Linked DNA regions of Homo sapiens: all the other regions are linked to region 2. Evidence: chromatin contacts called from ENCODE Hi-C or POLR2A ChIA-PET data. All regions are on one chromosome and are shown on one strand. Each heading gives the region's core, a stretch centred on a gene start or an enhancer-like site at or near the end of the contact. The rest is flanking DNA. Distances are from core to core; before and after follow the strand shown. Region 1 overlaps SYNE2 (spectrin repeat containing nuclear envelope protein 2). Region 2 overlaps SGPP1 (sphingosine-1-phosphate phosphatase 1). Region 3 overlaps PPP2R5E (protein phosphatase 2 regulatory subunit B'epsilon).

What was found. Hi-C counts contacts between places; a loop is a spot of excess contacts on that map. ChIA-PET counts read pairs that join two places held with the same protein, here RNA polymerase II (POLR2A). Pooled maps may share reads with other maps.
Region 1: a loop to region 2 is called in a pooled map, with 2.6 times the contacts of the local background. The contact joins two enhancer-like sites. A Hi-C loop is called at or near these places in 1 of 50 pooled maps. POLR2A ChIA-PET finds 5 or more read pairs at or near these places in 2 of 52 experiments (OCI-LY7 and T-cell).
Region 3: a loop to region 2 is called in a map with no recorded cell type, with 8 times the contacts of the local background. The contact joins two enhancer-like sites. A Hi-C loop is called at or near these places in 4 of 37 single-sample maps with no recorded cell type and 8 of 50 pooled maps. POLR2A ChIA-PET finds 5 or more read pairs at or near these places in 1 of 52 experiments (activated CD8-positive, alpha-beta memory T cell).

What each region holds. Positions count from the first base shown.
Region 1 is chr14:63,937,256-63,940,071 of GRCh38, forward strand. The region is part of intron 2 of SYNE2 (spectrin repeat containing nuclear envelope protein 2); the gene reads left to right. Among named protein-coding and RNA genes, the nearest start is that of SYNE2, 86 kb to the left of the region's middle. Within about 2 kb of position 1,361, at least 5 of the 41 ENCODE cell types and tissues checked have a DNase peak (open chromatin) inside an H3K27ac peak, as active enhancers do.
Region 2 is chr14:63,704,408-63,707,260 of GRCh38, forward strand. All of the region lies in intron 1 of SGPP1 (sphingosine-1-phosphate phosphatase 1), which reads right to left. Among named protein-coding and RNA genes, the nearest start is that of SGPP1, 22 kb to the right of the region's middle. RefSeq lists an enhancer at 1,240-1,369. Within about 2 kb of position 1,289, at least 2 of the 41 ENCODE cell types and tissues checked have a DNase peak (open chromatin) inside an H3K27ac peak, as active enhancers do.
Region 3 is chr14:63,470,103-63,472,886 of GRCh38, forward strand. All of the region lies in intron 2 of PPP2R5E (protein phosphatase 2 regulatory subunit B'epsilon), which reads right to left. Among named protein-coding and RNA genes, the nearest start is that of PPP2R5E, 72 kb to the right of the region's middle. RefSeq lists an enhancer at 1,553-1,632. Within about 2 kb of position 1,274, at least 6 of the 41 ENCODE cell types and tissues checked have a DNase peak (open chromatin) inside an H3K27ac peak, as active enhancers do.

The DNA of each region.
Region 1 (2,816 bases), core at 111-2,610, 230 kb after region 2:
GCAAAGGAGCAGACAAATGAAGCGATGGCTGGTTGGGAACTGGCGTCAAGAGGTTTGTTTTTGGATGGGAGAATTAACAGTATGGCTGTATACTCATGGGAATTGTTTAAGAGAGTGGGGGAAGACGATGATACGGAAGAGGTAGGAACAGAATGTTCTTGCGTTGGAGCACAGGGATGGGATATAGTGTACAAGTGAAAGGATTGGCTTTAGTTCTGAGCAAGGCTAGTTCATCTGTGCTGATAGGTTGGAAGCAGAGCACTTTTGCAGGTTGTTAGATGAGTGGGTGGGAAGCAAGGTTTCAGCTGAGTTTAATGATGAGGGAGGAGGTATTGGATGTTTGTGGAAGAAGAAAAGGGGTTAAGTTGCCATCTGGGGACAGGGAGAGGGCCATATAGTGTGAGATTACTGGGCAGCTTTTAGGGCCCACTGGGGCTGCTGGTGAGACCAGTGAGCACTGTTGAGTGGGTTTCTCCAGCCACATTCAGCAACCTGTTTGTAGGATGAAGTGCACAGAGTAGTCATGAAGTGTCAAAGCAAATAGAACAAAATAGGTGAAATGCAAGGAGTGTTGGTAATAATTGATCATGGAACTTAAAATGGATAAGAATGAAAGGTAGGATATCCTGGGGGTGAGGGACACTGAAAAACTGGCAGAGTCAATGGCTTGGAGTTGTTGATGAACTGAAATGATTGCTGGAGTTGGGGCACTAGAGTGAGTGAACTGAATGGAGATGCATGAACTTGAGATCATGGAGGAGTTGTTATTAGTAATGACAAAGTCTGGAGTATGACCACGACAGCAAGGTGATTGACGCAGGGCAGAAGACAAGTGTATTGGAGAGGAGGAATTCGAGAAACTGAGGGGCCAGGACATTGGAAAGTTCATTGCTGTGTATATTGAAATTGCCAAGAATAAGGCCAGGTGTGATGGCTCACGCCTGTAATCCCAGCACTTTGGGAGGTGAGTTGGGAGGATTGCTTGAGCCTAGGAGTTTGAGACCAGCCTGGGTAACGTGGTGACACCCATCTCTACAAAAAATTTAAAAAATTAGCTGGACATGGCAGTACACGCCTGTAGTCCCAGCTACTTGGGAGCCTGGGAGGTCAAGGCTGCAGTGAGTCATGATCACACCCCTGCACTCCAGCTTGAGCAACAGAGTGAGACCTTGTCTATAAATAAGTAAATTAGAAAGTACTAAGAATTAGACTATTGGACAGAGTGACAGTGGAGAAGGAGCAGAAAGGGTGGGAAATGATAGAGGTAGGTAACAATTGTGATAGCAAGGATAGTCTAATGACGTGAGATTCAAAGCTAGGGGATTTCAGGGACAAAGAGGGTAGAGGATGAACTGGAGGTGGCCATGAGGAGGGAGGAAATAGTGGTACGAGGGCTGCAAGAGAAAGCAAAGCTGCCACTTGAGAGGGCTGCAGGGGAAGTGGTATTCTCAGAGGAGAGCCAGGTTTCCATGAAAGCAGGAAGGGAAAGCCTCAACACCAGAGAGGGTATTGGGCATGGAGGGGATTTTGCTGATGGCACACCACGGGTTTCATCATCCGTGGAAGCACTTTAGGACTTAAGGAGAGGTGGGAGATGAGAAAAGTTGGGGGGATATGCAGAGTCTTAACAGGAATTAGAAAGAAATGAGAGAGACCTGAGAGTCTAGAGTGCATGTGCGTGTGTGTGCGTGTGTGCATGTGTGCGCTTGCATGTGTGCATGTGAGTGTCTGCATGTGTGCATGCACTGGCTGATATAAGCAAGGATAAAGGGTATAGTGAGATGAGGCCTGGTGAACTGGAGGTTGATGGTGGCAAGGCCGTAAGCATTGGGCACAGGGTGCCATGGGTGTCTGGGCCTGTGCTTATCTCTGCCCATCCAGGTGAGGAGATGTGGGGAGATGGAAGCTCAGTTGTTGAGTGCAGGGCTAACCCTTAACCCTGGTGTTGAGAATGTCTGCTGAAAATCAGGGGGTAGAGGGCTAAGGGAGGCATGGTGTCAGTGTGGGGCCCACTCCTGCTCAGAGGGGCAAGAAGGGCTGTACTCTGAGGGTTCAGGTCTTCCCCTTGACTCCTACCTGGATTTTTTTTTTCTTTTTTTTTTTTTTTTTTGAGACGAAGTCTCGCATTGTCACCCAGGCTGGAGTGCAGTGTCACAATCTCAGCTCACTGCAACCTCCGCCTCCTCGGTTCAAATGATTCTCCGGCCTCAGCCTCCCAAGTAGCTGGGACTACAGGCGTGTGCCACCACGCCTGGCTAATTTTCACATTTTTAGTAGAAATGGGGTTTCCCCATGTTGTCCAGGCTGGTCTTGAACTCTTGACCTCAGGTGATCCACCGGCCTCAGCCTCCCAAAGTGCTGAGATTACAGGCGTGAACCACCACATCCGACCCCTACCTGTTTAATAAGAGTAATAGCCAACACTTCTTATGTGCCAGAGTCTATGCTAATCACTTTAAGTGAATCATTAGATTCTTATAATAATCTCTAGAGACAAATGCGTATTACTTTTTTATTAAACAAGGACACTGCTCAAGGTCACACAGCTACCCCATAACAGAAACAGGATTTGAACACAGTTCTCTCTGACTAATTACAGCCCATTTACAGTTAATTCAGTGGCGATATATTCTCCATGATAAATGTTAAGACTAAACCTTAATGATTTCATGTGCCATTTAAAACATCTTCTTATGTTCTGGGGTCATCTTTACTAAACGGTTTGGGCTTAAACTTAAAGTCTAGGTTAGGAACTCCTGTTGCTGCTCACAGTTCTTTGTACAGTACTGTCAAGGTGGTATAGGGTCTCAGTTCAT
Region 2 (2,853 bases), core at 39-2,538:
AAATAGGTAAAGAATAGTCTCTTTAACAAATAGTGCTAGGACGTCTGAATACCTACATGCAAAATGATGAAGTTGGACTCCTATCTCATACCATATATACACTCAAAATGGGTCAACAACTTAAATATAGCAGCTAAAAACTTTTAGAAGAAATCATAGGGGCCGGGTGTAGTGACTCACACCTGTAATTCTAGCACTTTGGGAGGCCAAGGCAGAAGGATCGCTTGAGCCCAGGTGTTCAAGACCAGCCTGGACAACACAGTAAGACCCTGTCTCAATAAAGAAAGAAAATCTTTAAAAAAATTTTTAAAAGAAAACACAGGGATAAATCTTTATGACTCTGGATTAGGCAACAGATTCTTAACTATGACACCAAAAGCATGTGTAACAAAAGAAAAACATAGGTAAACTGGAATTTCATCAAAATTTACAAATTGGCCGGGTGTGGCGGCTCAGGCCTGTAATCTCAGCACTTTGGGAAGCCTAGGCAGGAAGATCACTTGAGGTCAGGAATTTGAGACCAGCCTGGCCAACATGGTGAGACCCTGTCTCTATGAAAAATACAAAAAATTAGTCAGGCATGGTGATGTGTGCCTGTAGTCCCAGCTACTTGGGAGGCTGAGGTGGGAGACTCGCTTGAACCCGGGAGGTGGGGGTTGCAGTGAGCCGAGATCGTGCCATTGCACTCCTGCGTGGGTGACAGGGCGAGACTCTGTCTTTAAAAAAAAACAAAAAAACAAAACAAAACACTCATGTACATCAAAGGAAATTATCAAGAAAGTGAAAAGACAGTTTACTAAATGGGAGAAAGTATTTGCAAATGATATATTTAATAAGGATCTAGTATGCAGAATTTGTAAAGAACTCTTACAACTCAAAAACAAAAAGACAACACAATTGAAAAATGGGCAAAGGACCTGAATAGACATTTCTCCAAAGAAGATATACAAATGGCCAAAAAGCACATGAAAATATGCTCGCCTGGCATGGTGGCTCACACTTGTAATCCCAGCACTTTGGGGGGCCGAGGTGGGCAGATTGCTTGAGCCCAGGAGTTTGAGATGAGCCTGGGCAACAAGGCGAAACCCCATCTCTAACAAAAATACAAAAATTAGCCAGGCATGGTGACATGCACTTGTGGTCCCAGGTACTTGGGAGGCTGAGGTAGGTGGATCACTTGAGCCTGGGAGGTAAAGGTTCCCACGAGCCAAGATCATGCCATTGCGTTCTAGCCTGGGTGACAAAGTGAAACCCTGTCTCAAAAAATGGGAAATGAAAATGAAAAATGAAAATCAAAATCACAGTGAGGTACAACTTCATACTCCACTAGGATAGCTATAATAATTAACAGAAAGAAAAAAGACAGGAAAGTAACAAGTATTGGTGAGTATGTGGGGAAATTGGAAGCTTTATACATTGCTGTTGGGATGTAAAATGAAGCAGCTGCTATGAAAAGCAGTTTAGCAGTTCCTCAAAAAGTTAAACACAGAATTACCATACGACCCACACATTTCCAATTTTAACTATATCCCCCAAAGAAATGAAAACCAGTACTCAAATACATTTATACATATGTTCATACCAGTACTATTCACAATAACCAAAAGGCGGGCATAGCCCAAGTGTTCATCAACAGATGAATGGGTAAATTATTTGTGGTATATACAAACAATGGAATAGTAGTCAACACAAAAGGAATGAAGTACTGATGCATGCTACAACATGGATGAACTTAAAAAACATTATGTTAAGTGAATGAAGCCAGACACCCAAGGTCACATATTATACAATTTCATTTATATGAAATATCCAAAATAGGTAAACCTATACAGCCACAACATGGATGGTTGCCAGAAGTCAGGGGGAGAGAGAAACGGGGAGCCAAATGCTTAATGGGAAGAGGGTTCCCTTTTGGGGTGATAAAAGTGTTTTGGAACTAGATAGAAACAACGGTTGTACGACATTGTGAATGTACTAGAGCTGAATTATTCACTTCAAAATTATTAATTTTATGTAAGTTTTACCCCAAGTTAAAAAAAAATAAACCAAAAATAAACATATCCAGAATGTGACCACTTCTACCTCTACCATTATTACCTGCTGTAAGCCACCAGCAATTCTCTCCTGCCTGTATTACTATAATATGTGTCTGGCACATAGTGCGCAGTCAATTAATACTTGTTGAACAAAGTAAACATAAGCCTTCAGCCACCAGCCTTACCATATTATATTCATGAAAACATGTGTCAAACGCCATAGTATCATTCAGTTCCTGGCCTCAAACATGGGCTGTGTTAACCCTTAGTTCTAAGAGCAACTGTGAAATCCACCATAATAAATTGCAATCTGAAAATCCTTTTCAGTAAACTTAAGAAACAGAATCCCAGCACTTTGGGAGGATGAGATGGGTGGATCACCTCAGGTCAGGAGTTTGAGACCAGCCTGGCTAATGTGGCGAAACCTTGTCTCTACTAAAAATACAAAAATTAGCTGGGCCTGGTAGCATGCGCCTGTAGTCCTAGCTACTCGGGAGGCTGAGGTGGGAGAATCACTTGAACATGGAGGCAGAGGTTGCAATGAGTGAGATCATGCCACTGCACTCCAGCCTGGGAGACAGAGTGAGACTCTGTCCCAAAAAAAAAAAAAAAAAAAAACTGACCCATATATAATCATTTAATGTACACATTAAATGAGAAAAATATAATTTAAAACATTCTCAATCTACGGTTTTGACCTATTTGCATCTAATGTCAGTGTTATTACTGTTTCTCTTTTGAACTCTTAAGTTACAAAGAATCAGTTTAGCAACTGAACTCACCATATACACATTATAATTAAAAATATATTTTATAT
Region 3 (2,784 bases), core at 24-2,523, 230 kb before region 2:
ACTCTGTCACCCACGCTAGAGTGCAGTGGCACAGTCACAGCACACTGTAGCCTCGACCTCCCTGGCTGAAGCAATCCTCCCATTTCAGCCTCCCAAGTGGCTGGGATTACAGGCATGCACCACCACACCTAGCTAATTTTTGTAGTTTTTGTAAAGACAGTGCTTCACTATGTTACCCAGGGTGGTCTTGAACTCCTAGGCTCAAGGGATCCTTGCCGCCTGGACCTCCCAAAGTGCTGGGATTACAAGTGTGAGCCCCTGCATCCAGCCTCCTACCTCCCTACTTATAGCCCAGTTCCAACCCCAAGGCACACAGTATTCCACAATCACACTCTGCACTCATAACCTTTCCATAAGTTTAAAAAAAAAAAAAAACCGACTTGCCCTCTGATAATGTGGTGATTGATTATCCTGTCTACTAAAGGGTTAAGGGGTTATCTCTAGGAAGAACATATTTATATTATTAAAAAATACTTCATAGTGACAATAACAAAATGGCTTCATCCAATTGCATAATTTTAATAGGAATTTCCAGCATAAAACAAGCAAATTATCTGAAGACTCTATTGACACCTAATCTACTTTCACAGGATCATAAAAACAAGCCTTTATCAACAGATTAAAAAAAAAAAAAAACGTGGCTGAGCACAATGGCTCACACCTATAATCCCAACACTTTTGGAGGTTGAGGTGGGAAGATCAACACAGAAAGACCTCCGTCTCTACAAAAAAAAAAAAAAAATTACAGCATCCTAATAAAAAGATAAAATGTCTAATTCTGAAATTTTGACAATCTACATTGCTTGCTTGTACCATTAATGCACCCTGATATTACAAAGGTGACCAAGCAATAGCTTCTGAGCCATTTTTTACCCCACCCTGAAGTCCAAAGCAAGCATAGCATGCAGATGACAACATTTCTTTGAAAAAAGCCAAGTGGGGCAAGTTCAAGAGAGACCACTCTGAATGACATTCATCTAGATTCCAGAAACTCTCATATTACATAAATCTGCAAAAACACGCACCAGGCTCTCTTTGAGAATGGAGAGTACACATAAAAATGCGTAAGTTTCAAATTTCTGATAAAACCAGATGTCTTATGTATAGATTGTTCATAGACCCAGATGGGCCAGAAGAACCTCATTCATACAACTCTCACAAGTTTTCAGAATCTATCCTCTATTGAAAATATCATGATCTCCTACAGACAATACACTCTTTCAGGATCTTGACTATAAGCAATGTCAAAATACACTTGTTAATTAATGAATGAATAACCCAAAATAAACAAGAGTCACTGAAGACAGGTCAGGTATTAGAAAAAGATACGCATTCTAAAGAGCCATTTCCTGTTTCACAATAAATAGTTTCTGAAAATCTTGAATGAGTCATCCCTTCCCAGTCATATCATGTATACATAATAATAGTAAAAACTTAGTAAGCACTTACTCTGTGGCAGTCACTATTATAAGGAGTTTACATGTATTAACTCCTTTAATCCTTTCTACAATGCTGTGAGGTAGGTATTACCAACCTTATTTTTACATATAAAAATTGGCCCAAAGATATTTAGCAACTTGCCCACCATCACACAGCTGGAAAGGGGGCCCTGCTGAGCTTCAGACCTCCACAATCTGGCACCTGTACACTATCCCACCTCTGCTAAAGACTAATGAGAGCTGGCTTATCACTACTGATCATTTTTGTTTTCATCTAATATCTACAACGTACACTGGAGGGACCATCTGGAAGGGTTAATCTTCCTAATCTTCCTAACAGACTCTTTAACATAGATTGAGGAAGACAAGCATTCTGTCATCTATCTCCTCTTTGTACCAAGCAAAATGCAACTACCAAGGGTTAGAAAGATTCTCCAGCTGGCCTGTTATTTCTGTTAATATTTAAAAGCCCCCTTAGGCTGGGCACAGTGACTCATGCCTGTCATCCCAGCACTGTTGGAGGCCAAGGCAGGTGGATCACCTGAGTCAGATGTTCAAGGCCAACCTGGCCAACATGGCAAAACCCCATCTCTACCAAAAATACAAAAATTAATCGGGCATGGTGACAGGCGCCTGTAATCCCAGCTACTCAGGAGGCTGAGGCAGGAGAATCGGCTGAACCCAGGAGGCGGAGGTTGAAATGAGCTGAGATCACGCCATTTCACTCCAGCCTGGGTGACAAGAGTGAATCTCCATCTCAAAAAAAAATAAAATAAAGGACCCCTTTACATTAGTGTTAAGTCTCTCAAAAGATGATTCAAAGTCTTCTCTAACCTTCCAGCCTTCTCCTTTGCACTAAAGCTGGCTTACTTCAAGACTTCAACCTTGTTTGGATTTAATTTACTGTTCAGGAAAATGTAATGACACAGAAGTTTGGTTGTTTCATTTTGTTTTGAACACCTGACATTTGTTGAACTTGCATATGATTTGGAGTCTAACTGAGAGTTCAAACCTGTATTATCACCAGCACAGCCTAAGGTCAATTAGAAAGCCAGTTAGGTTGAATTGCTTTCAGCTAGTGATGGGACAGAAAGGAAGCATGAATAGAACAAGGAATAAACAAAGGAAAGGTGGAAGATATTTTAGACAAGAACAGCACAGAGGTGAGAGTGAGCACATTATGGGAGAAATTATAAGAAGATATGCATGTCTAGGGCATGGAAGACAGGTGACTAGAAAGAGTGGGAAATGAGAGGGAGGAATGAGGACATACCTGGCCAGAAAGGACTTTACAAACTGCAGGGTAACCTGGGTTTCATGTGGCTGACAACACAGAAATGTGGGA